Linked DNA regions of Homo sapiens: region 2 is linked to region 1. Evidence: chromatin contacts called from ENCODE Hi-C data. All regions are on one chromosome and are shown on one strand. Each heading gives the region's core, a stretch centred on a gene start or an enhancer-like site at or near the end of the contact. The rest is flanking DNA. Distances are from core to core; before and after follow the strand shown. Region 1 overlaps LINC02493 (long intergenic non-protein coding RNA 2493). Region 2 has its middle 65 kb from the start of QDPR.

Evidence for each region. Hi-C counts contacts between places; a loop is a spot of excess contacts on that map. Pooled maps may share reads with other maps.
Region 2: a loop to region 1 is called in a map with no recorded cell type, with 3 times the contacts of the local background. The contact joins two enhancer-like sites. A Hi-C loop is called at or near these places in 4 of 168 maps with a recorded cell type or tissue (Caco-2, GM12878, OCI-LY7 and 1 more), 1 of 37 single-sample maps with no recorded cell type and 8 of 50 pooled maps.

What each region holds. Positions count from the first base shown.
Region 1 is chr4:17,165,696-17,172,842 of GRCh38, reverse strand. LINC02493 (long intergenic non-protein coding RNA 2493) reads left to right here. Exons shown (of 6, transcript NR_125919.1): 5 at 575-710; 6 at 1,040-1,086. Among named protein-coding and RNA genes, the nearest start is that of LINC02493, 17 kb to the left of the region's middle. Within about 2 kb of position 5,747, at least 8 of the 41 ENCODE cell types and tissues checked have a DNase peak (open chromatin) inside an H3K27ac peak, as active enhancers do.
Region 2 is chr4:17,443,712-17,450,736 of GRCh38, reverse strand. No RefSeq gene overlaps it. Among named protein-coding and RNA genes, the nearest start is that of QDPR, 65 kb to the left of the region's middle. Within about 2 kb of position 1,781, at least 3 of the 41 ENCODE cell types and tissues checked have a DNase peak (open chromatin) inside an H3K27ac peak, as active enhancers do.

The sequences.
Region 1 (7,147 bases), core at 4,498-6,997:
ATGGCATATACTGTATATGTGTTTTAACCACCTTTAGGGGAATGGGCAACCTTAAAAACAAATAAAAAGATCTTAAAATTTCTTGTCAATCAATTTAGAATACAATACCATCCAGTCCCCTTCCATGACATAATCAAACACGCAAGAGCTGAAAGGAAAATATGGAATATAAATATCAATGAGATTCTTTCACTCCTATGTGTTAATTTATGAAGCAATTTTTAAATAGCCGTTTCTCTTTTTTTTTCAGAACTCCTTTATTTTCATTTTAAACATTTATGGTAAATCAAGCTCTCCAGAGACTAGTGCCTGGCAGTTACTTAAGAAAAATATTTAGTAATTTTGTGGAAATCTTGCAACCTTTTCTTTAACTTTTTAATCTCCTATCAGATGCATTAAATTTTTGATGATAGCTATAAACTAGAGAAAAATTGCAAATTCCATACAAAAATGGCGTTATCTTTGGAATCTTTGTTTTTTCTGAGTACAAATCAGAAATGCAGAATGTGTTGAGGACACAGTAGAGGGCACAGATGTGTGCTGCAGGGAGCTAAAACATGCAATTCTTATGTAGACAGCATCTGATCCCTTAACATTTGTGATTCCGAAGTCCCCTGATCCTGGATATCACGTGGATGATAACCTTTAATGAAAAAGGCCACCACTTACGGGGTGTCTACTGTATGTTGCATATTTACCAATTTGGTCAGGTAAGATTTTTTTGGGTGTAAGTGACAGAAAAATCAAATAGGTATTGACTCTATCCAGGATTCAAACAATATCACCTGGAGTTGACGTTCCTCCACTTCTCAGCTGTTTCTTTGGGTTGTTAGATGTAATCCTGCAGTCAGAGCAGTGTTTCTTAACCTCGGCACTATTGACATTTTGGGACAGAAAATTCTTTGTTGTGGGGGGCCATCCTATGCGTTGTAGAATGTTTAGCAGCACCCCAGCCTCTATCCATTAGATGAGAAGAGCAGCTTTCCCAGAGTTATGACAACCAAAAATGTTCCCACATATTGCCAAATGTCCCCTGCAGGTCATTGACAGCCACCAGAACCACTGGAATAAATTAACATGGCGCCAGGTGCTCTTGAAGCTGTATCTTTCCTGATGCAGACCAAGCAGAGAAAGACTTCTGTCCCAGAATTCTCAGGGAAAAACATTATGAGATTCACTCCTACTGGAGCTACTCAGGAAGGTGGACCACCCTCAAAGCAGTTGCCCTAAAATCACCCCTGAAGCCAGCTGAGATTGGCAGGCCCAAGCCATGTGTTCCACTCTAGGGATGGGAATGGAGCACCAGTCATACCATGTGGATGAGAGCTGGGTAGAGAGAGACTATCACCCAGTGAAAACCAGGGGAACAGCTGTGAGAGGGGTAGAAGGTGGGTGAGGCAAACAGCAAATGTCTACTTGCAGAAAAGTGACCTCACTTAATTTCACAATAAGTGAGGCACAGAGAGAATAGGTAAATTGCCCAAGGTCATACAGCCAATGCATGGTCAGATATACAGTTGTTTTATTATATGAATCAAAGAATGGGAAACAATGCCTTTCTTTCTGCAATCATAGAGCTGTCGAGAGTTAAAAATTCATGTCCAGGTGTATTTGCAGTGTCTTTCTGAAGCAGAGTAGGATATCTGCTCTCAGTAGCCTGACTTAAAAATTAAAATATATTTCTCCCCAGTTACAGTATCATAAGTGGTCAAACGATGTATTTATAATACTGCCACATTAGTGTTAACACCTACTTCTGGTTCATTATGAGTTAAATAGGCTTGTTTGTTAATTTAGAAAACCAGTCATAACGTATGAAATTGTTTCTATCAAAAAAATGCATTCTGAATACTAAACTATCAGCTTACCAATGAACTTCTGGAAAATGCAGTACCTTTCTAAGCTAGGGGTTGCATGTGTTATGAAGCTGACACTGTACTTTTAGGTGATTCATTTCTTCCATGAGACTTGAAGTATTTGCTCAAAGTTTCAAGCCACTGGTTGAATTTCTAATAATAATGAAATTTACACAAGTTCCCATGTTACAGAACGGAAAATGACCCAAATCTAAGAATACATGAAACAATGAGAAGTTGCACAGTGAGCTCCAGGGATCTACCTGTCACTTGCCACCTATATTCCCATTTTTAATCAAAGGTCTTTGTTAATCATATCTGGACAGGTTATAAGTCACTATATCTTAAGAGATTTCAACTCAATATTGAGCTCAAAGTTGATTTATTTACATTAGGCAGAAAGGAAACATGATTGTTTTTACTTGTGAAATGCATTGGCTTCACTTTAAAGCTGCCCAAAGCCCTGAAAGCAGAGAGAGAAAGAGAGAGAGAGATCCCTGCCCTTCCTGAGGTTAGAATTTTAGACTTGTCTTTGGAAGTGCAGTACTTGTTATAAAATTTTCTTAACCTGTCTCCCACCCACATCTTCGACAATTTAACAAATTCCCTTTAAATAGGCTGCCATTTTGCACTGTTGCCATCTACTTGTCAAGTTTTAAGCTACTCTTTTGCATAAGATGATGTTAATGAGCAGGGAAATCCCATTACTTAAATTTAGTGAAACTTTAGCTCACTCAAGGGGCCTCTTTGGTAAGTTTTTCTCTTTAAGAGATGATGTGAAAATGTCTATTTAAAATAAGGTTAAGAGCATTACTGCAGTAATTTTTACTTTTAAAAACGGGTACCTTTGGAAACACATTTATATCAAGAATGTTCAAGAATTGCAGAAAACAGCTGCACACAATCTTGACAAAAATAGCTTTAGCTTTCTATAATTTTTGCACTGTTTAAGGACTGCACTAAAGGAATTTGAAATCAAGATGATTGACATTATGCTTTTCTTTAATGCTGCAGACATGGGCTTTAAAAAAAAAAGTACTCTGCACGCAAAACCTAATTGCTCTCTGCTTCTGCAAAGGGTTCCCTTCAATATAATTGCATTTTCCTGATATAACTGATTAAAATAAATTAAATGAGCCACTCACTTATTCTTCCAGTTTGCAAACTTTGAAATTTTTAACAGGGTTTTTATACAGGCATACATTGTGCAACTCTACAAACTATTTAGTAAAGTGTATTATAAGTACACTTTTGAAAACCTAGATAACAAGTTCTTAATAAAAAGAAAAGATGACACAATGTCTAGCCCAGGGGCCATCAAGTAAATCTCTTCTGATGCCTTTTCAAGACAGCCGGTTCTTACCAGCTTTGTCTAGGCCCTCTGTAAGATGGGAGCTGCCTTCGGTGAAATTTATATTTCTTCTGATTTGTTTGCATCACCATTTGGTAAATGTTGATGAAGGAGAGGCAAAGTTCTTGGGCTGGGCTTCCATTTCCATGTTCTTTCATGATCCTTAGCTTTACTATTAAAAAAAAAAGTATCTGTATCTATAGTATGTGTGTATATTACATTATTAATTATATTATGTATATGTGTATGTTTTACAAAGATGGGCTTGTTTCAAGACTTTTTATAAGTCCCAACTAAGCTTTCTTGTGATTTATGCATTTATGAACACATGTATTATTTTAGTGGTAAATCGATGTCATTTACACTACAGAAAATATATCAGAGTTTATAAATATGTTGCAAAATAATAGCTACTTGGCTTAAAGTAACTTATTGAGTATGTGGCAGTTGTTAAAAGAAAGAGTTCATGCATTGATCAATGGAACGACTGCAGAGTGACCATAAACCAAAATGGGAAGGGAGAATAGAAAGAATAGAAATCGTGGTAGAAGACAGAGTGGCAGACGAAATATTGGAAATAATCTACTCATTTTCAGTTTTCTTTCTAAATAACATCATATCTCACTGTGTCTTTTGTCACCAGGTGTTATAAACCTTAAATATGTGTGTGTGTGTGTTTTTTTTTTTCTCTGAGAAATTTTGAGGGAGTTAAGGAGACCGAGCTCCTCAAGTCTTTAAACATTCTGGTCAGGTTTCCTCCAGGGGCTTGCTGCTGGAAGAATGTCTTATGGGTAAATTTCCACTCTCAGCAGGGAGTGTTTTGCATGAACTGACTCCCAGGAGAATATGTTATTTTATTCCATACAACAAAGCCCAGGCAGTGACTCATATTAAACTGACCAGGATGGGGGAGGGGAAACATTGACCTGGAGGGAGTTGAGGGGAGGGTAGAGGACACAATTTACTTTCTAAAAACTGACTACAGCTCTCTGGGAAATGAAAAAGCTCTGAGGTTTCTGTGTTTCCTTGTGATGTCTTTGTATAAAAAGTATTTGCAATGTGTCATAAGGATTTTCTAAGACAAAATGAAGATTCTCAGTCAAGGGAAGAAAACCCAAGACTTTCTTAGACAAAAAGTAAGGAAACTGTCTTTCTCACCTACAGTTGTTAGTTATAATATCAGCTATAATTGATAGGATGGATATGGCTAATTTAATAAAGCCAGTTACTGCTCAGCACAAGAAACAAGACTCATAAAGATACTGATTTTAAAGGAAAGCCATTTCTTGCCTGGATTTGCATGTTTCAATGCGACACAACGTAAACATGGATTCTTCTCACAATAGCTAAAACAACTTGAATCTCAAATACCTTTCCTTTTTAAAAAGGTTAGAGACTCACCAACTGTTACTGCCCTGATGTTTTCTATTGTTAGAGGGCTGCTTCTTGATAAAATGATACAGCTGTGCAATTCGATCCTTTTAATTATCTTTTTTATTATTACAACATGCACCAGGGTCCTAAACTTCTGAGGATTTATTGATAAGGGCGTCTTCCACTTGTACTGCCCCATTTTATTGCTGTTTTTATAATGGTTTCTAACTAATAAAATGTTATCTTATTCATTTTGTTTATGTGTAATAAATCAGAAGCCTTTCCCCTTCTTCGGCTAGGCAGATATGGGTGTGCATGGGTAGGGGAGATTGTCTCAATATGTTAAACCAATGATGTGTTTTGCATACAAATAGAAACTAGTACAAGAGCATTTCATTAAGGAAAGTATCGCTGTTTCTGCATGACCTAGGGAAAATTAATATTCTAAATACAAAATCATGTGACTTGGGGTTTTGCCTCTTTCCAGCAATCAAAGCCGTGAAAAGCTGTCTGGAATAAAGCTTAGGTTTCTTCTTCATTCCTATGAGCCATATTATTTCCTTGTTGAAGAAAAGATACAATGGAAAAAATAGTGTGTGCAGTTTTTAGGCAGCTTTATATTCTGGATGTTATATTCATTCAACAGATATTTATTAAACCCTTGAGATGTGTCAGACACTGTGGTAGGTACAGGAGTGAACAAGAGACATGGTTCCTGCCCCCAGACAGCTTATATTTTTATGGGGGGAAACAGATACCAAACAAATGATTATGTCAATGAATATGTAATTTCAATTGTGATAAGGGTTGGGAAGGAAAAGCTCAAGAAATTGAGACAGTATATTGCATTAGGATTCATTCACTCATTCAGATGACTTTTCATTTTCTTGCTTTATTCAAAGACAAGGAAGGCACCACTGCAGCCTGGTGAGGGAGGCTTGCCCTTGCAGACTGTCTCCTGGGGGCCCCTGAGACACTGGGTAGCAGTTCACCCAAAGGAGTAGGCAGGACGTGGTGCTGAGAGGAGGAGCTGCCATGTTATCTGAGAGCTGAAAAGTTTTCCGGGCACAAGACCACATGGGCAAAGGCAAGGGGAAGGGCAGGGCATGCTTTCAGAGGAGAGTGAATAGTTCTAGGAAACCAGGGGAGGAGACCTGCAAGGTTTGGAAGTAAGCCTGGAAAATCAGGCTGAAGGCAAGTGGTGAAGAACGTTGTGTGCTTTGCTGACGCATTCAGACTTCATTCTGAGAGCTGCGGGGGCCTGTAGGAATTTAAAGAGGGAGGTCATAGTGGACATATTCAGTTACCGATAGAGCATCCATCTGTCCATTTCCCCTTCCTGAGAGTAGTTCCACTTATTTTCAGGTAGCTACCCATCTCCCAATAGCCCATATGCTCCAGGGGAAGTTGAACCAACCTCCAGCTGCAGGGCTTGACCCTATTAAGAATCATCAGAACCCTCTTAATACTATTTAATAGCCCTCTTAATACTTCTCTGGACCTGATTGGACTGGCCATTTTGGCCGAGGCCAATCAGCTCATGACTTCACTTTGGCTACAGGACCCAATTTAGGAATAAGTATATGACCAATTCCTGGCAGTTAGATGCAAAGGGGGGATCTGTGGGAAAATTCTGGGAAAGCAATTTCTTTTCTCTTAACAGAGCCATTGAACAAGATGCCTTTTCTTCTTATGAAAGCCAAGGGGTACAGATGTGGAGCCCAGATTGCTATAGCCAGCATGCTGTCTGGTTGCCGACCTCAAGCTGAAGCTCTCACCCCCAGTAAAGTACAGTCTGCATGGTTTTGTATGCCCCTTACTCACATGTGATCCTAGGTAGGATACACAGTGGAGATTAATCATTGTAAGTACCTCACAGGAGGTTTGGCAGGGTGCGTGGCTCATAGTAAGTGCATAATAAATGTTAATTATTTTTATTCATTTATTAAATACTTACTGAGAGTCTGCTATGTCCAGGCACCATGCTAAGTACTAAGGATAGACAGTAAGCAAGAAAGACACAATCCTTGCCCTCAGGGTATGACTTATCTTTTATTTGTCACTTGCAGGGATTTTGTCATTCTCCATATTGCAGTTAGTGACCGATGTGTACTTTACTCATGTTTATATCCACCCATGGTGCTTAAGATGGTGGCTTATAGGTGGTGGAAACTCACTGAATGTCTACTGAAAGGAAATGCCAAAATAAACATGCATCATATGCCTTGTAAGTGCAAACCCTGAGCCAACCCACAGTGGCAATACTCATGGAGAGACTGTGTAGTTCAGTGGTTAGAGGAACTGGTGTTTGTTTCAGAAAGGCTTTCCTTTAAATTCTGGCTCTGATGCTCAATAGCTCTGTGACCCTGAGCATGTTACTCTTTCCTTGTCCTTAATATGATAATACCTGTCTCATTAGGGGTGCTATGAGGGATTAAATGAGATGGAAATTATATATATTATATACTATACATAGTGTATTGCCTAGAAGTACGCAATATATTATATATTGCACATAGTGCATTGCCTGGAAGAAAGTCACCTCAATAAATTACAGTTCTTTGTT
Region 2 (7,025 bases), core at 532-3,031, 280 kb before region 1:
ATTAGGGAAGGCAATCTTCTTTTCTTAGTGTACTGATTCAAATGTTAATCTCATCCAGAAACACCCTCACAGACACACCCAGTATAACGTTTGACCAGATATCTGGGCATCTAATGGCCCAGGCAAACTGACACATAAAATTAACCATCACAATGGATTATCCACAAAAGGGCAGCTATCTCCCTAAGGGGAATTCAGCTCTAGCTTTTGAAGTTTTTTTTCCTCTTTGTCACATGCATTATCCTATGTAGATCTGGTCATTCATTTATTCATCAAGGACCTCCTGAGAGCCTGCTGTGTGCCAGACACTACTTTGGATACTGGGGAGACAGTGAACAAAGTAGACTTATTGTGTAAAAAAAGTACACACTGGCAGTATCCTAATTTTGTGTAAATGGCTTCTGAAAATGTGCATAAAATAAAATGTAAGAAAATCTAAACAATAGGCTTATCTAGTATTAAGGGAGGGTTCATTCAGAAAAAAGCTAAGAAATATTATAAAACTTCTATTTATATCTTGCCTTTTAGTCATAATTTTGACAACAGATTCCCAACTTTTCAGAATATTTCTAAATTTGTTTTGATTGTTGTCTTTCTATGAGTGAACACACAATTGCTCTTGTTAAGCCCCATGAGTGTGTGTTTGAAGCTAAAGATGCGTCATTTTAGACACATATAATGGTCTCCATCTCTATCTCACTTCTAATAGGTTTGTGATATTTACAGTTCTTATCAGGTATTAGGGTTTTTATTTTTTAGGTTTTCACTTACTATACGACATAAGGACCAACGCTCTGCAACTTTACTAAAGAAAATAAATAATCTTTATACACTGATTACTTAGTTATGGGCATTTTGTTAAGTGCCTTATGAATATTATCTTTTTAAATCCTGGGATAGGAGTACATCCCTGGACCATTTATAGAACTGCATTCTGTTCAATGAGTTATTACAGAGAAAGGGAAGTGGATGAAGTTGAAAAGATCATCATGCCATAATGGATAGTACACAAAAGACATAATTAGCATGAAAAAAATTCAGCTTATTCAAATAGAACTGTAGTTACTCTAATGAATAAATGATCCCTTGATTATACTTTCAAGTAATACCAAGTCTAAAAATGGTTGTTAAACCAACAACTTCTAAGTTTTAATTGATTTGGAATGAATATGTGGGCCTCCATTATCATAAGCCAGACCAATGTAGTTGAGATGCCCATTTTCCCACTATTCCTAGCCCTGAACTTGGCTAAACTGCTCAACTCTTTGAGCCTCAGTTTATTTTTCTGCAAAATGGGAGCAATCGTAAGAACGTCAAAGGATGCGAAAAGGATAAAGTAATTTATCCTTTAATAAAGGATAAAATAAAGTTTAATAAATAAAATAAAAGAACATACAGTTTGGAACTTGGAACATCATAGTTGTTTGAAAAATATTTGGGCTTCTATTTCCTGCAGTCAGGTATATTCTAAGTATTCAATGAATATTTGTTGGAGGTGTTGAATTCCAATATCTATAAGCAAAGAGAAGTATTATATTAAAATAAAATTAGTTATTGAATTTGGTGTTAAATAGTTTAGTCTAGAGCTGCCTCTTTACATATTTTAAGTTCAGCCTAAAGATTTCTCTGTACATCATGAACTATAACCTAAACGGAGATATAAACAGACTGTAACCTACTCTTGTGCCAATCACCGAGTTTTGGCCAGTCAAAGGGTGCCAACTGTTCAAACCGTGTTCAAATAAGGTAAATGCCTGAGCTGTCACCAGTCCAGCTGTTTGTATACCTCACTTCTGTTTCCTGTGTGTCACTTTCCTTTTTCTGTTCATAAATCTTCTTCCACCCTATGGCTGCTCTGGACTCTCTGAGCCTACTCTGGCTCTGGAGGCTGGCTGATTCATGAATCATTCTTGCTCAATTCAACTGTTACATTTACTTTGGCTAAGGTTTTTCTTCTAACATTGGAAAGAAAGCTGAAACCTTTCAAACTTTACTCTTGAATCTTCTTTTCCTTGTCAGGGAACTCTTCAAGGGTGGATGTCCTGGAATGGCCAATTATTTGTCTAAATGCTTTGTTTCTTTCCTAACCAATTAGGCTAAAACACCTCTGGTAAACAAATAGGCATACAGGCCCCCCGCCCTCACCACCCCATAAATAAGACTGTAGGTGAGAAAGGCAGGGAGGCTGCACTTTCCCCTTCTGATCTGTGCAGGGGAGGTTTCTGCTTCAGGGGATGTGGAGGAGACTGGTCCTGGCTTAGTCTTCTTAGGTAAATCTTTGGCGGGAGCAGCAAGCTGCCCCTTCTAATCTGCCTTCCAAGTGCATGTAGTGGTTCATGGCACTGCTTTACAAGAGGGATGGGTTTGATGGGTGGAGCACTTGCACATTTTTAACTTATAAAAGTCCTTGTGAGCCAGGCACAGTGCCTCATGCCTGTAATCCCAGAACACTGGGAGGCTGAAGTGGGAGGATCACTTGAGGCCAGGAGTTGGAGACCAGCCTGGGCAATATAGTGAGACTCTGTTTCCACCAAAAAAAAAAAAAAAAAAAAAGAAAAAAAAGAAAAAAAAATTAGCTGGGTGGTGGCACACACCTGGAGTGTTAGCTACTCAACAGGCTGAGGTTGGTGAATTGCTCAAACCTAAGAGGTTGAGGCTTCAGTGAAGTTGGTTATGATTGTACCACTGGGCATCCAAGTCTGGGCAACAGAGAGAGACCCTGTGTCCAAAAAACAACAACAAAAAAGTTATTGTGAAACCCTTAGAAGAGACAGTACCAGAGCTTATCAGTATCTGGTTTTTCTTTCCTTTCTGGGTCCACAGAGGATTACATTTCCTAGGTCCTTTGCCAGTAGGTGGAGCTATGTGTCCAGTTTCACTTCAGAGCCCAAGCATAGAACATACAGATGTTGGTACTGCCACACACTCTCTTCAATCTTGTCTTGAGATGTTAGAGCCACAAGGCAAGGGACATGTAGTTTGCTGAGTTACTGCATTGACCTTAGTTGTCCTGGAGAGCTGCCCAGACATACAGTAGATGTAGCAAACATGAAGAGTAAACTATTATGGTATGAAGGCACTTAAATTTGAGGGCTATCTGTTACTGCCTCATAATCTGGTTTATTCTGACTAATTGAGCCTCGCGGGGAAGGTTTGAAATGGGGTAGAAAGTATTCTGTGCTACCAACAAAATATCCTAAAACTATGCCAAATAGTCTACTGGTAAATGATGGGGAATCAAGACTGGAGGTGGGAAATGAGGGGAAGGAAAGCAATGAATCTGGAGAAGCTGCAACAGAATTACTGTCTAAAATCATGATCAATTGCTTTTTCTGGGTTTTGAGTTAGCCTGTAACCTTCCTGCATTCCAGGATTCTCAAATAAATTCTATGCCTTTGCCTATCTCAAAGGAATCTCCTCGAAGACCATCGTTTTTGAAATGCCTTGAAGATTGCTTACAGCAGAAACCAGCTCAGCACCTGTCTGTTGCCAAGTTTCTTTGCAAGTAAGGAATGATAGTCGTATGACTTTAAACTATCATTCTTCCTTCACTTGAAGTGAGCAAATTTGAGTCAACAAATAACGATGGGAGCTTACATCAAGTGACTGTGCTTGGCTGTGGGGCTACCAAGATGAAGAAGGAATGCTCCTGCCCTCGAGGAGCTCACAGTCTAGTGGGAGGGAACAATGCGGACATAACTGGCTACGGAACAAGTTAGCCTGGGGAAGGGCTTCAGCAGAGGCATAAACAGAAAAAGTCAGGGTCCAGAGGGAGAGAGATCTGTTCTCTTTGTTGGGGAGGGGTCTGGGAAGGCTGTATTTTAAGTTAGTACTTGAAGGATGACAAAGACCTTGATGGTTTTCTGTGAGGTATGAAAAACTGCCAGTGTTGTATCTCTAGCTTTAGGAGTTTTATTCCTATGCTGCAGAAAAATCCAGCTCGGGAGATGTGTAATTTAAGCATTTTCAAAGCCCATATAACCAGAGATCTGGGCTAATGGGAAAATAGTCATAACATTGCCGCTAAATGCAATAACTTGTTGATATATTTTGCTCAATTACCCTTGTTAATGATTCATCAATCTTTTTTTGCTTCCTGCACTAAAAAAATCTTGCTGCAGAATTTTGCCCAAACATATACACACCCAGTTTTTGGCCCTTGGCAGCCTTCCTAAGTGGAGAGTATTTTCCACATGTGGTTGTTGACATGTAGATTTTGAAATTCAAAAACAATGGATACATACAAGAGGGAGAGGAGACTGAGAATGTATCCTCCATGACACACAAAGATCAGTGTTTTTTACAAGGTGGTCCCGGCTGGGTGTGGTGGCTCATGCCTATAATCCCAGCACTTTGGGAGGCTGAGCTGGGCGGATCACATGAGGCCAGGAGTTCCAGACCAGCCTGGCCAACACGGTGAAACCCTGTCTCTACTAAAAATACAAAAAAAAAAAGAAAAGAAAAGAAAAGAAAAAAAATTAGCCGGACGTAGTAGGGTGCGCTTGTAGTCCCACTTACTCGGGAGGCTGAGGCAGGAGAATCACTTGAACCCAGGAGGCAGAGGTTGCAGTGAGCCAAGATCATGTCACTGCACTCCAGCGTGGGTGACAGAGCAAGACTTCAACTGAAAAAAAAAAAAAAAGTGGTCCCTAGAACACTAATTTTGGATGAATTAATAAATGTGGTATAAAAAAGGATTATATGGTATGTTTTTTGTCAGTGTGGCAACTATCAATTTATTACCTCTCAGCTCCAAATTCACCCTTTTGTTACCAGCTCCACAGTGAAGCCTTAAGCATTGCTCTTTTGTAGCAAGCATGGTGTTAAGCTTTCTCAGTAGAGGAACACCGGAGAAACATTGCAGGAGGAGGGGGATCCTCTTCCTGCTGGCTGCAACCACACCTTTTCCAACAAGGTCTGAATCCCAGCCTTGGGGAGGCCCCAACTTCCAAGTTTGCTTCTCCTTGGATGCTCTTCCTTGGCCCTGGAGTATTCGTCAGTGTACTCTTCACATCTCTATAGTTACTCCCCTGTTGTTTTTATTTTATTTATTTTATTTTTTTTTGTTTGAGATGGAGTCTCGCTCTGTCACCCAGGCTGGAGTGCAGTGGTGTGATCTCGGCTCACTGCAACCTCTGCCTCCTGGGTTCAAGTGATTCTCCTGCCTCAGCCTCCTGAGTAGCTGGGATTACAGGCACCCACCACCATGCCCAGCTAATTTTTGTATTTTTAGTAGAGATGGGGTTTTGCCATGTTGGCTAGGCTGGTCTTGAACTTCTGACTTCAGGTGATCTGCCCACCTTGGCCTCCCAAAGTGCTGGCATTACAGGCGTGAGCCACCACACCTGGCCTCCTGTTATGTTTAATAAGGGTTTATATTAAACAAGTGAGTGAGTTCTCATGAGATCTGATGGTTTTATAAGAGGCTCCTCCCCCTTTATTCGGCAGTTTTCCTTCCTACTGCATTGTGAAGAAGGTGCCTTGCTTCTCAAGTTCTGCCATGATTGTAAGTTTCCTGAGGCCTTCCTGGCCATGCTGAACTGTGAGCCAATTAAACCTCTTTCCTTTATAAATTACCCAGTCTTGGGCAGTTCTTTATAGCCATATGAAAACAGACTAGTACAGTAAATTGGTACTGCAGAGAGTGGGGTACTGCTATAAAGATACCCCAAAATGTGGAAGCAACTTTGGAACTGGGTAATAGGCAGAGGTTGGGAAAGTTTAGAGGACTGAGAAGAAGAGAGGAAAATGTGGGAAGGTTTGGAACTCCCTAGAGACTTGTTGAATGGCTTTGACCAAAATGCTGATAGTGATATGGACAATCAGGCTGAGGTGGTTTCAGATGAAGATGAGGAACTTGTTGGGAACTGTAATAAAGGTGATTCTTGCTGTGCTTTAGCAAAGAGACTGGTGGCATTTTGCCCCTGCCCTACAGATCTGCAGAACTTTGAACTTAAGAGAGATGATTTAGCGTATCTGGGAGAAGAAATTTCTAAGCAGCAAAGTGTTCCAGAGGTGACTTGGATGCTTGTAAAAGCATTCGGTTTTATGCATTCACAAAGAGATGATTTGAAATTAGAACATCTGTTTAAAAGGGAAGCAGGGCATAAAAGTTTAGAAAAATTGCAGGCTAATTTCTAACGCAATGTGTTAGAAAATAAAAACCCATTTTCTGAAGAGAAATTCAAGCCAGCTGCAGAAATTTGCATAAGTAATGAGGAGCCAGATATTAATCGCCAAGACAATGGGGAAAATTTCTCCAGGGCATGTCAGAGGTCTTCATGGCAGCCCCTTCCATCACAGGCCCAGTGGCCTAGAAGGGAAAATGGTTTTGTGGGGTGGGCCCAGGGCCTTGCTGCTTTGTGCGGTCTCAGAACTTGGTGCCCTGCAACCCAGTTGTGGCTAAAAGGGGCCAATATACAGCTCAGGCTGTTGCTTCAGAGGGGAAAAGCCCCAAGTCTGGGAGGCTTACATGTGATGTTGAGCCTGCAGGTACATAGAAGTCAAGAATTGAGGTTTGGAAACTTGCATCTAGATTTCAGAGGATGTATGGAAATGCCTGGATGTCCAGGCAGAAATTTGCTGCAGGAGCAGAGCCCTCATGGAGAACCTCTCTTAGAGCAGTGTGGAAGAGAAATGTGGGGTTGGGGTCCCCACACAGAGTCCGCACTGGGGCACTGCCTAGTGGAGCTGTGAGAAGAAGGCCATCATCCTCCAGACCCCAGAATGGTAGTTCCACTGACAGCTTGCACAGTGTGCCTGGAAAAGCCACAAACACTCAATGCCAGCCCATGAAGGCAGCTGGGAGGGGGGCTGCGCCCTGCAAAGCAACAGGAGAAGAGCTGCCTAAGGCTGTGGGAGGCCACCTCTTGTATCAGTGTGACCTGGATGTGAGACATGGAGTCAAAGGAAATCATTTTGGAGATTTAAGATTTGACTGCCCCACTGGGTTTTGGATTTGCATGGGGCCTGTAGTCCTTCATTTGCGCCAATTTCTCCCACTTGGAATGGGTGTATTTACCCAA